Linked DNA regions of Homo sapiens: region 2 is linked to region 1. A link is a contact called in ENCODE Hi-C or POLR2A ChIA-PET data. All regions are on one chromosome and are shown on one strand. The core of a region is the stretch at or near the end of the contact, and the rest is flanking DNA. Distances in the headings are between cores, read along the strand shown. Region 1 overlaps DPF3 (double PHD fingers 3). Region 2 overlaps DPF3 (double PHD fingers 3).

Evidence for each region. Hi-C counts contacts between places; a loop is a spot of excess contacts on that map. ChIA-PET counts read pairs that join two places held with the same protein, here RNA polymerase II (POLR2A). Pooled maps may share reads with other maps.
Region 2: a loop to region 1 is called in a map of PC-3, with 3 times the contacts of the local background. The contact joins two enhancer-like sites. A Hi-C loop is called at or near these places in 1 of 168 maps with a recorded cell type or tissue (PC-3) and 2 of 50 pooled maps. POLR2A ChIA-PET finds 5 or more read pairs at or near these places in 1 of 52 experiments (GM12878).

The regions. Positions count from the first base shown.
Region 1 is chr14:72,640,938-72,645,410 of GRCh38, reverse strand. All of the region lies in intron 8 of DPF3 (double PHD fingers 3), which reads left to right. Among named protein-coding and RNA genes, the nearest start is that of MIR7843, 130 kb to the right of the region's middle. RefSeq lists an enhancer at 1,187-2,386. Within about 2 kb of position 1,995, at least 7 of the 41 ENCODE cell types and tissues checked have a DNase peak (open chromatin) inside an H3K27ac peak, as active enhancers do.
Region 2 is chr14:72,707,826-72,712,298 of GRCh38, reverse strand. The region is part of intron 6 of DPF3 (double PHD fingers 3); the gene reads left to right. Among named protein-coding and RNA genes, the nearest start is that of DPF3, 180 kb to the left of the region's middle. RefSeq lists an enhancer at 3,935-4,435. Within about 2 kb of position 1,863, at least 3 of the 41 ENCODE cell types and tissues checked have a DNase peak (open chromatin) inside an H3K27ac peak, as active enhancers do.

The sequences.
Region 1 (4,473 bases), core at 746-3,245:
GAAGGATTGCTTGAGCCAAGGAGGCGGCAGGTGCAGTGAACCAAGATTGCACCACTGCACTCTAGTCTAGCCTGGGTGACAGAGTGAAACCCTATCTCTGAAAAAAAAAAAAAAATCCCTTCTTAGCATCTCTGTTTGCTTTGAAGACAGAAGTATGTGACCGTAGCAATACTTGAGTCCAACCACAAAACATGGCCACCATTTGGTTTGGGTCTTAGCTGTTGTGATAGAGTTTCTGCCTCATGGAAAGGAAAACAGAAGTTATATATCTGACCAGTGACCTGCTTAAGATGTGAGTCCTTAATTCTCACATGAAACTTTTAACCTATTCAGCTTAATAGTGCCTAGCTCAGGGATGGCAAGTTGGTTTCTTCTTGTATGCAAACTCTAGACCAGTGACAGCCACTTGGAGTGCTGTGCTGAAAAGGATCATAAGGTCTTATCCATGCAGATTGGAAGACAATGTTGAATTGATTAGTAATGTCTGCCCTGGGTATGGGATAGAATGGTGGTATACGTGCCACATATTTAGCTATCCCTGAAAGGAGGTCAGATTTCTGGTGATGTATTCCTAATTCTCTCACACCTAATGCTCAGGTGAACCAGAGCCATTTTAGAGATGGTTGATGGTTTCATTTCTCTGATTATGGAATGGAGTTTGTCACTGCTTATCCAGAAGGGCCTCGTGAATCTTTGAACACTTGTGAGGCTCTTGTCTACCCTTACAAAGTACCAGGAAAGGCCCTCCTGCTGCACTACTTTAATATTGATGGGTGTTTTTGTATTGAATAGGCCAAATAGACTATATGTCTTAGGGCATCATTTCTATTAAACCTGAAGACAGATGCTGGTCACTGGAAATAGCCATTGATTTGCTTTCTCTTGTACTATTCCAACTCTCTAATTTCTCCAGAGGAAAAAAAGAAAGCCCATGTAAAAATCATCCCCTCTAGCTTTCTAAGTAAGCAGCGAGATCAATTCTCATTCAGGAATTTGTTGGATAAATATTTGTTTGATTGTCAGGAAAAGTGGATGAATCTTAGATGAAAATTTGGCCGATGGAAACAGATCTATCAGTTGGGTTTAGTGATCACAGATACAGGAGGAGTGCAGACCCGGTGCTGCCTGGATGTTGGGGCTTGGAAGCAAATGCATGCAGAGGTAATACGACGCCAGATGGTGCCGGGTTTTGTTGTACTCCCATGGAGCTCCAAGGATGTTTCTCCCGTATGCAGTGTTGGCTCAGTGCAATTGCTGTTTCTTCTTTTTGAGGGTGTTGAAGGACATCAGGTGTCTCCAGGGCTCAAGACACCTGGGTGAGAGACTTCAGGGAAAGCTGGTTGTCACCATCATCATCCTCATTTTCCATTCTCCTGCCACTGCAACTTGGAAAGTGAATTCATGACTTGGGGAAATCGGGAGGTGGAGAATGAAAGGGGGAAAAGGATTGAAAGGAGCCAGTGAGGCTTCGTTGGGGTCTCCAGTGGGGGTGGGGTTGTGGGTGTCTCGATTGTAGTATAGTCTTGTGATGACAAAAAGGGGATCCTTCCTGTGTGCTCTTTTGTTCCTTTCTTAGACAAGGTGAGTGGGGAACACTTCTGTCCTTTCTTGACTGACAGTGTAATGGAGGTGTGGTGTGAAATTGGCTTTGGATGCCAGCCGTCTTTTGTGCTCCTCTCAGAGGCTTCACAGGGAAAGCTGGTGATGGGCGGTCACTTGGGGGAGCCCTAGGGAGGACCTGGACACCCAGCTGCAAGTGGGAATAGCTGGCCTGGCAAGTCTGAGTGGGACTGTGAGGTGGCGGGGGGCATGACCCCTCCTCACTCCAGCCAGGGGCTGAGGAGCTTCTGTCAGGAGCCGAAGCCCAGTAACACCACCATAGGCTGCTGACCTACTTCCTGCAGCCTCCAGGCCCCTTTGTGTGGGCTGGACTGGCTCACTCCTGAGCAATTCTTCCCCAGGGTTTTCCAGGATTAGTCACTGCCAGATGGTGAGGACTCAGTCCTCTGCCTCATGTAAGCAAGTCTGGCTTCTTGAGGGATTTCGCTAGAGGCATGGAGCATTGAGGCTTAAAGGGGCCTGAGGGGACAGCTAGTTCACCCTTATGTGGTGCAAATGGAGGAAACTGAGGCATGGAGAGAGTCAGTGACATATTTCATCATGCCCTGGCAAACTTCTTATGCATGCAAGGAGAAAATGTTGCTATATTTAGCAGCTTAAACAAGGAGCTGAAATGCCATTGGGTTGCCACTTTTGGGTTGGCCATCCTAGGACATGGTGTAGTGAGAGACCAAAGGATTAGAATGTGAAGACATGGATGTTCCACTAGCCCTGGCTCCACTACTTACTTGCGGGCTGCCTGAGCCATTCTGAGCCTCAACTTCTTCATTTGTAAATCAGGAATGTTCCTATCTGTTCTGCCCACCTCACAGGATCCCCACGGGGAATCAAAACAAAATCAGTCAATAGAAAGGTGCTTCCTTGGAAAAGTTATAAGGATCATTAAAGTATCCAAACATGGCTTTCTTTAGGCCAGAATACTAGCTGCAGGTTCTTCCTCTGCTCATATCAGTTTGGCTTACTTCTAGGAAGCCTCTGACTTTCTAACACTGGGGTTGTGTTCTGGGGAACCTAAAGGGGAGGCTTGTTGGAGGTGAGAGAGGCTCAGGCAGGTGGAAGGAAGGCAGAGCAGGGTGAGAGTGAGACAGGGGCATGGAGGGCAAGGCCTGAGGGGAAGACGGCAGGCTCTTTGGTGCAGTGAGTCTCCTCGGGCCATGCCATGGAAACAAGTTGGACCCAGGAAACCGAAGGCAGATGCACTCACCTTGCTGTAAATGCTGAGGGGTCACACCCATTCATATTGCCACTGAAATTATCTTTGTTCCCACTATTAGCTCTTTTAAAGGAGATTCACTGAAAAAAAATAATAACAGCATGGAAGAGATAAATGATCTAAAATCCCAAACCCTGCTCCTCTCCTTCATTGTCCAGCCCAGTGCTGGGCCTCACTGTGGCTGGGAGCACAATGCAGACACTGCCTAAGCAGGAGTTCTGTCAAATGTCTGGTGTTCAGCCAGGCCCCTTACTGTTCCTCCTTTGCCATTGTATTAGTTAGCTATTGCTGTGTAACAAATTATCCCCCAACTTGGCAGCTTAAAACTGCAAACATTTATTATCTCATAGCTTCTGAGGGTTGGGAACCTGGGAATGGCTTGGGTGGGTGGTGTGTCACAGGGTGTCCCATGAGGCTGCAGTCCAGATGTTGGCCAAGGCTGCAGGCATCTCAAAGCTCCATCAGGGCTGAAGGAGTCACTTCCAAGCTCACTCTCATGTTGCCATTAGGCCTCAGGTCCTCATGAGCTGCTGCGTTGAGAGTCTCAGTTCTTTGCTGGCTGAACAGAGGCTTCCCTCAGCTCCTTGCCATGTGGGCCTTTCCATGAGGCAGCTCACAACACAATAGCTGGCTTCCTCCAGAGTGAGTGATCGGAGACAGACAGAGACATAGAGACAGAGTGCACAGTCAAGACAGAAACCACAGTGCCTTTTATAACTTAGTCTCCAAAACTGCATATTGTCACTCCTCTTTACTGTGTTTGTTAAAAGCAAGTCATTAAACCCAGTCTACATTCAAGAAGAGGGGAATAGCCTCCACTTCTTGAAAAGAGGAGGACCAAGGAATTTGTGGGCATTTTTGCAAAGCACTGCAGCCACCAACATTGCTGCCTGCCACCATTTCTGTCCTCACCTCACCATTCCGTTTGGCTCCCAGTGCTGCTCCTCCTACCTTTGGCCCCAACTTCCCTCCTGGAGAATTTTCATCACTGCCACTTGATCAGACTCTGGGGCTGTGGGAGAAGCCTCCATCAGGACCTGCCCCAGCCTTGTGGGCAAGGCTCAGTCACCTAGGACTGAAGATCTTCGATCCAAGGTCAGAAAGAAAGGCACGGCTTCCAGTGGGATTTGATTCATCGCCGGGGGAAGGACAGAAACTGAGGCTGGCAGGGCCTAGCTTTGGCCCCAGAATCTACATCAGAAAATGATTCCTGCTATGAGTGAATGGAGTTAGGTAAAGACAATGTTCCTGAGATCATTGTGCACGGTGCTTCCAAGCTTGAGAGTGCTGGACAAAGCCTGCGGCAGAAGAAGCATGTTGTGAGGCCATCTGTGTATGAGTTCTTCTCTCTGCGCTGCTGAAGCCATCAGTGATTTGGAGAGGCATGAGGGCCCATTGCTACTAGTGACTGTGTTAGTTCTCATCACCAATGGCTCACCCAGGGCAACACGTTCTCTTTGTTTCTTATCTTACTTCATCTGTCACTTGATGGTGGTGCCACCCTTCCTCTTCCTTGGATGTCATGAGGTGCCTCTCTCCAGATACTTCTCCCTTTCTGACCACATTGTCTCCAGCTTTCTCAGTGGACTCTCTTCTTGGTGCTCTTTAACGCTTTCAACTCCAATGGTTACTCTTCCCTC
Region 2 (4,473 bases), core at 614-3,113, 67 kb before region 1:
GCATCACACACTGTCTCCTGAGTCCCCATGGCTTTGTTTCGGGACTCTCAGTGACGTTTGCTTCTCTCGATGCCCTCCCCGCAGGCTCTCTCCCACCTTCTGTGTGCCCTGTAGTGCCTGGGAGGCCTGACGGCAGGCTTTCTGGAAGTCTCAGCGGCTGCTTTCTTGGCTCTGTCCGCATGCGTGCTGCCTCCTCTCCCTCTCTCGGTGGAGCAGGGGCCACCGTCGATTGCCCTTCTCTGTTCTGGCTCTCTTTGGAAATTGTGTGGCAGCTCGGTGATTAATAGACTTTATTTTTATCTGGTGCCCTTCAGACATGTGATCCTTTGGGATAGAAATGACCTTTGGAGAGGTCACAAGGCCCACCCCCACCACCCCCAAACTGGGCAAGGAGTGCTTTTAATAATCTCTAATGCATCCTAAGTAGAGAGGTGTCTGGCCACCTCCTCGAGCGTCCCTAGGGATGGTGTTACCATAAGCTGCCCTTTCTTCCATGATGCCAGCTGTGCTTCGAATGAGTGTTTTTCCTTAATAGGAGCTGAAGATTTTCTCTCCTACAGGTCCCCTTGTCGTTTGCGCATCTTTCCCCTACGAATAGGCACATTAGGGCTTTGTCCGTCTGGGAGACCTTCTGAACATCCCATATATTCTTGGTTGACTTAGGGCCCCACCCCATAGTCTCTATGGCACCCTGCTTGGAATTCCCTTCCAGGTCTACACTTAAGCATGGCACTCCTAAGAAGTAGCATCAAGTCCAGGTGGCTCAAAGAGCAGCGGACATATCTCCTTACTTATGCCCTGTCCACCCTCTCAACAGCTTACTAGTCGGAGCCTGTCCCAGCCTCGGTGTCGATGCCTCTCCAGGTGCATGCTCTTTTCTACTTATGCGTTTGATTATTCCTTCTTCCATAAATCAGTCTGCATTTGGTCCCATTGAGTCTCAATAAACAGATCCAATAATATGTGACTTCAATATACAAGATTCAATAAAGGCAAATTTAAAGACATTGCCCAGTAGTTAAATTTCATTCTCCACAGATTTGCCGTCCCTGCCATTTTTGTATCATCTATGGTGTGATTTGCATAATTCCCACTCCATCTTTCAAGTTATTTATGAAAATATTAGATCACCTTGGACCCCAACCCCTTTCTGGGTTTATGTGTAGTGGTAATAAGCTATATTCTGATGTGATTTATTTAACCCTTCCTGGAATGCATTCCTGAATATAGTGGTCCTGTGTGTTCTTGCTCCAAGCTTCCTTTGCAAAATGGGTGGCTTGAATATTATTGTAGCTGCTAACTGCAGGTGATAGAGAGTTTGCTTGATGCCTTTTACTCAGTCATTGAATTTCTTCCGTCTCAGAGAAATGTTAAATCACCTGAACATGATTTATGTTTTACCCAATCCATGGTGTATGGATGTATGAATACTTTGTTTTCCAGCAAGTAACCAGTCTCTTTTAATTACCTTGAAAGTTTACCAAGCTTAAGGGTTAAAGTTCTGTTTCTTCCCTTTTAATCTCTTGCTTAAGGAAAAGTGTTTCTTATGCACAAAAAAAGCAACTGAATAGGACATTGTGGAAAAGTCTGTTGGTGTTTGTGAAAGTGTAGGCCCGGACCAGCTGCACAGCAATGCCTAGACGCTTCTTAGAATTCAGACTCCTGGGCTCCACATCAGACCTCCGGTATCAGAATCACTGGAGGGAAGGCCAAGGGGCCTGCATTTTCTGAGCGCTCTTCAGGGGATTCTTGTGTATACTGGCTTTTGACAGTGACAAGTCTACTTCATTTAAACATGAAGGCTTCTGGCTCCTGACTGCTCAGCTCTTATTATTTTCTGCTTTTTGCATCTGGACATTCTGGAGTCTCCAGGAATTCTCCAGGCAGGTTGCCACTGGCTTGCATCAGTGTTTTAGTTGGTCTCCTTAGAATCTATTCTTTCCATTTATTTCACATTGATATACAACTCAGCTATCCAGCGCTTGATTTTTAATTCACTTAATCGCTTTAAATCCTAGCAGTATCCTTAGCCCCATTTTGTAGGCAGGATGATAACTGGGGACAGGCAGGTGGAAGGAATCCTTGGGTTTGGGCTGCTAGAAAGTTTTAAAAGTCATTTCAAGAGTTTGCCTCTTCTCTTCCTAATTGCTCCCAAGCCCGAATTTTTCTGTTAGCGTCATTGGAGCAGACTCCTGATGAGAGACCCACTTTTCCATTTTCTTTGTTCAAGAAACATCATAGCAAAGAAGTTGGTGATGACGTTGTGATATTCAGGGAGAACATTTTGTCTCTAAGCATTAGCCATGCAGGGAGGAGCAAAGCAGGCATATGCCCTTTTGCTAGACACAAGGGAAGCAGTGTAGGAAGTTTTCTTTTTTCCTCGAAGTGTTTTCTGAATCATGGTCTTAATTCCTGTGAGTAGGTGCTTAGGGTGTGTAGAGCGCTAGGCTAAGTGTTTCACATGGATTATTTCTGTAAACCCCCACACCAACCTGGAGAGGCAGGGACAGTTGACCTCACTTTACCGTGAAGAAACTGAGGCTCAGAGAGGTGTAGGGCCTTGTCCATGGTCACACAGCTGGGATCTAGGATGCGAACAGTGGGATATGATCCCAGCGTCCTCAACTCTAGAACCGCCATACCCTAGGACATCTTCCATACTAACTGCCCCTTACATATGCTCTCCTACCCTGGAGTTTCATTCTCTTGAAGGCTGCGGAAAAAGCATTTTCAAAGTTAATTAATGAGAACGCACAACTTACTTATGAGGTGAAGCCCTGGCCGCTGTCGATGGGCAATTTCTAGGCATCAGGCGGGCAGGCTGGAGTCAGGTAGTAGTTACAATTGAAGTAGGATGGAAGGAATTATATGATTTCCAGTCTTTTAAATTTAAATCTATTAAAATCACTGCCCCCCAACTACGGCATTAGGCTAGATTAGTGACAAAAGGCAAATAGACATGGCTAAAGCCCTCCTAGAAGCATGACTCACTCCTGAGTCACGTCAGGTGTCACACACCAGGAGCGGGCCCTCTCAAGGCCACCTCTGTCTCAGCAAAGTCTCTGTTCTCTACCACCTCCACCCTACAGATGTGCGTCTTCAGCTGTGTGGCCGCTTCACCCTGTTGCCTCCCTTCTAGAAACCCAGTCGGGGAGTGTGTTGCCACACCCAGTGGGGGTAGTATCAGAATAGGGTCTAGGGTCTCTTCCCGTTCTAAAGTCTCTTGTTTCTTGGCAGTGGTGTACTTCAGAGAGAAGGGTATCAGGCTGATGGGAGGAGCAGGCTGGACGTTTAGTCCTGGTTCTACACCTCAGTTGCTATGGCACTGGTTTCCTCCTTTGTCCGTGAGGGGATGGCTCCTCCTTTGGGCCTCCGGACTGCCCTGATCAGCACTCCTTCCCCACACAGTGGCGCCTTTCTTCCCAGGCAGCAGCTTAACAATGATGCTCTTTACTAGGGAGGCAAGATGTCTGGAGGACATGAAGGGAGCAGTGGATTGGGGAATACCACGGGAAACTGTGCCACAGGCCAAGAGGTGCGATGGGATGGGTGGATCTGCTGACTGGACAGACAAAAGCTTGAGCCCAAGGCAGTCCCAGAAAATCTGCTTGACCTCAACCTCTTTCAAACTACCCTGGTTTTACCCCTACCTGAGTGCAGCAGGGAGAGTTAGATGACTCTTGCAGTTTTGCTAAGAAAAAAATTTTTTTGAGGGCATTAAGGCACATATTCTTTAAGGCTCACGTGCTTTTCGCTTCAAGCTGCAGTGGAAAAGCCAATAACGCGGCCTTCAGGCTCACTGCCTTTGTCGCGGAAGGGAAGCTGGGCTCATCACTCAGTTGTCTTGCAGGTCCTTGGATGGGGGTAGGATCGGGGAGGGGAGGAAAGGCTCGGTGCCCCCAGAAACTTGATTTGTGGAGCGGGGCTTGTGGCATGGGATTGATCCCTGGAGACTGAGTGCGCCGTTCCAGCAAAGCTGGGTCTGTTTAAATATTTAAATGCCATTGTGTCATGGACACAGGTTGCAGGTGTTCCGGCAGGACTGGCCAGAGGCAGGGCTGGGGAGAGGGTGAAGTTTCTCTTTGCTGTCCCTAGACCCTCCTGTCTCTGCCTCCTCTCCTCCAGGGCTCGCATCTTGGCATTTGACCTTCTAACCTACACCTGCCTTCTCTGGGCTGTGACCCACACCCTCTGGAGTTATTTTCTATTCAGTCACAACCTTGCTCTCCACTAACTGTTTCTTGATGCACACTTCATGACAATTCCTATTTCTGTGTAGATGACCCATAATAGGGTAGATATTAACCATTGTAGAGGTGCTTTTCATTATTTTTTTAAAATAACTTTTTCTATGGAAATAGTATTTGTTCATTGCAGAATAATCAGGAATTACAGATACGCAAAGCAGAGGTTGCAGTGAGCTGAGCTTGCGCCATTGCACTCCAGCCTGGATGACAGAGCAAAACGCAGTCT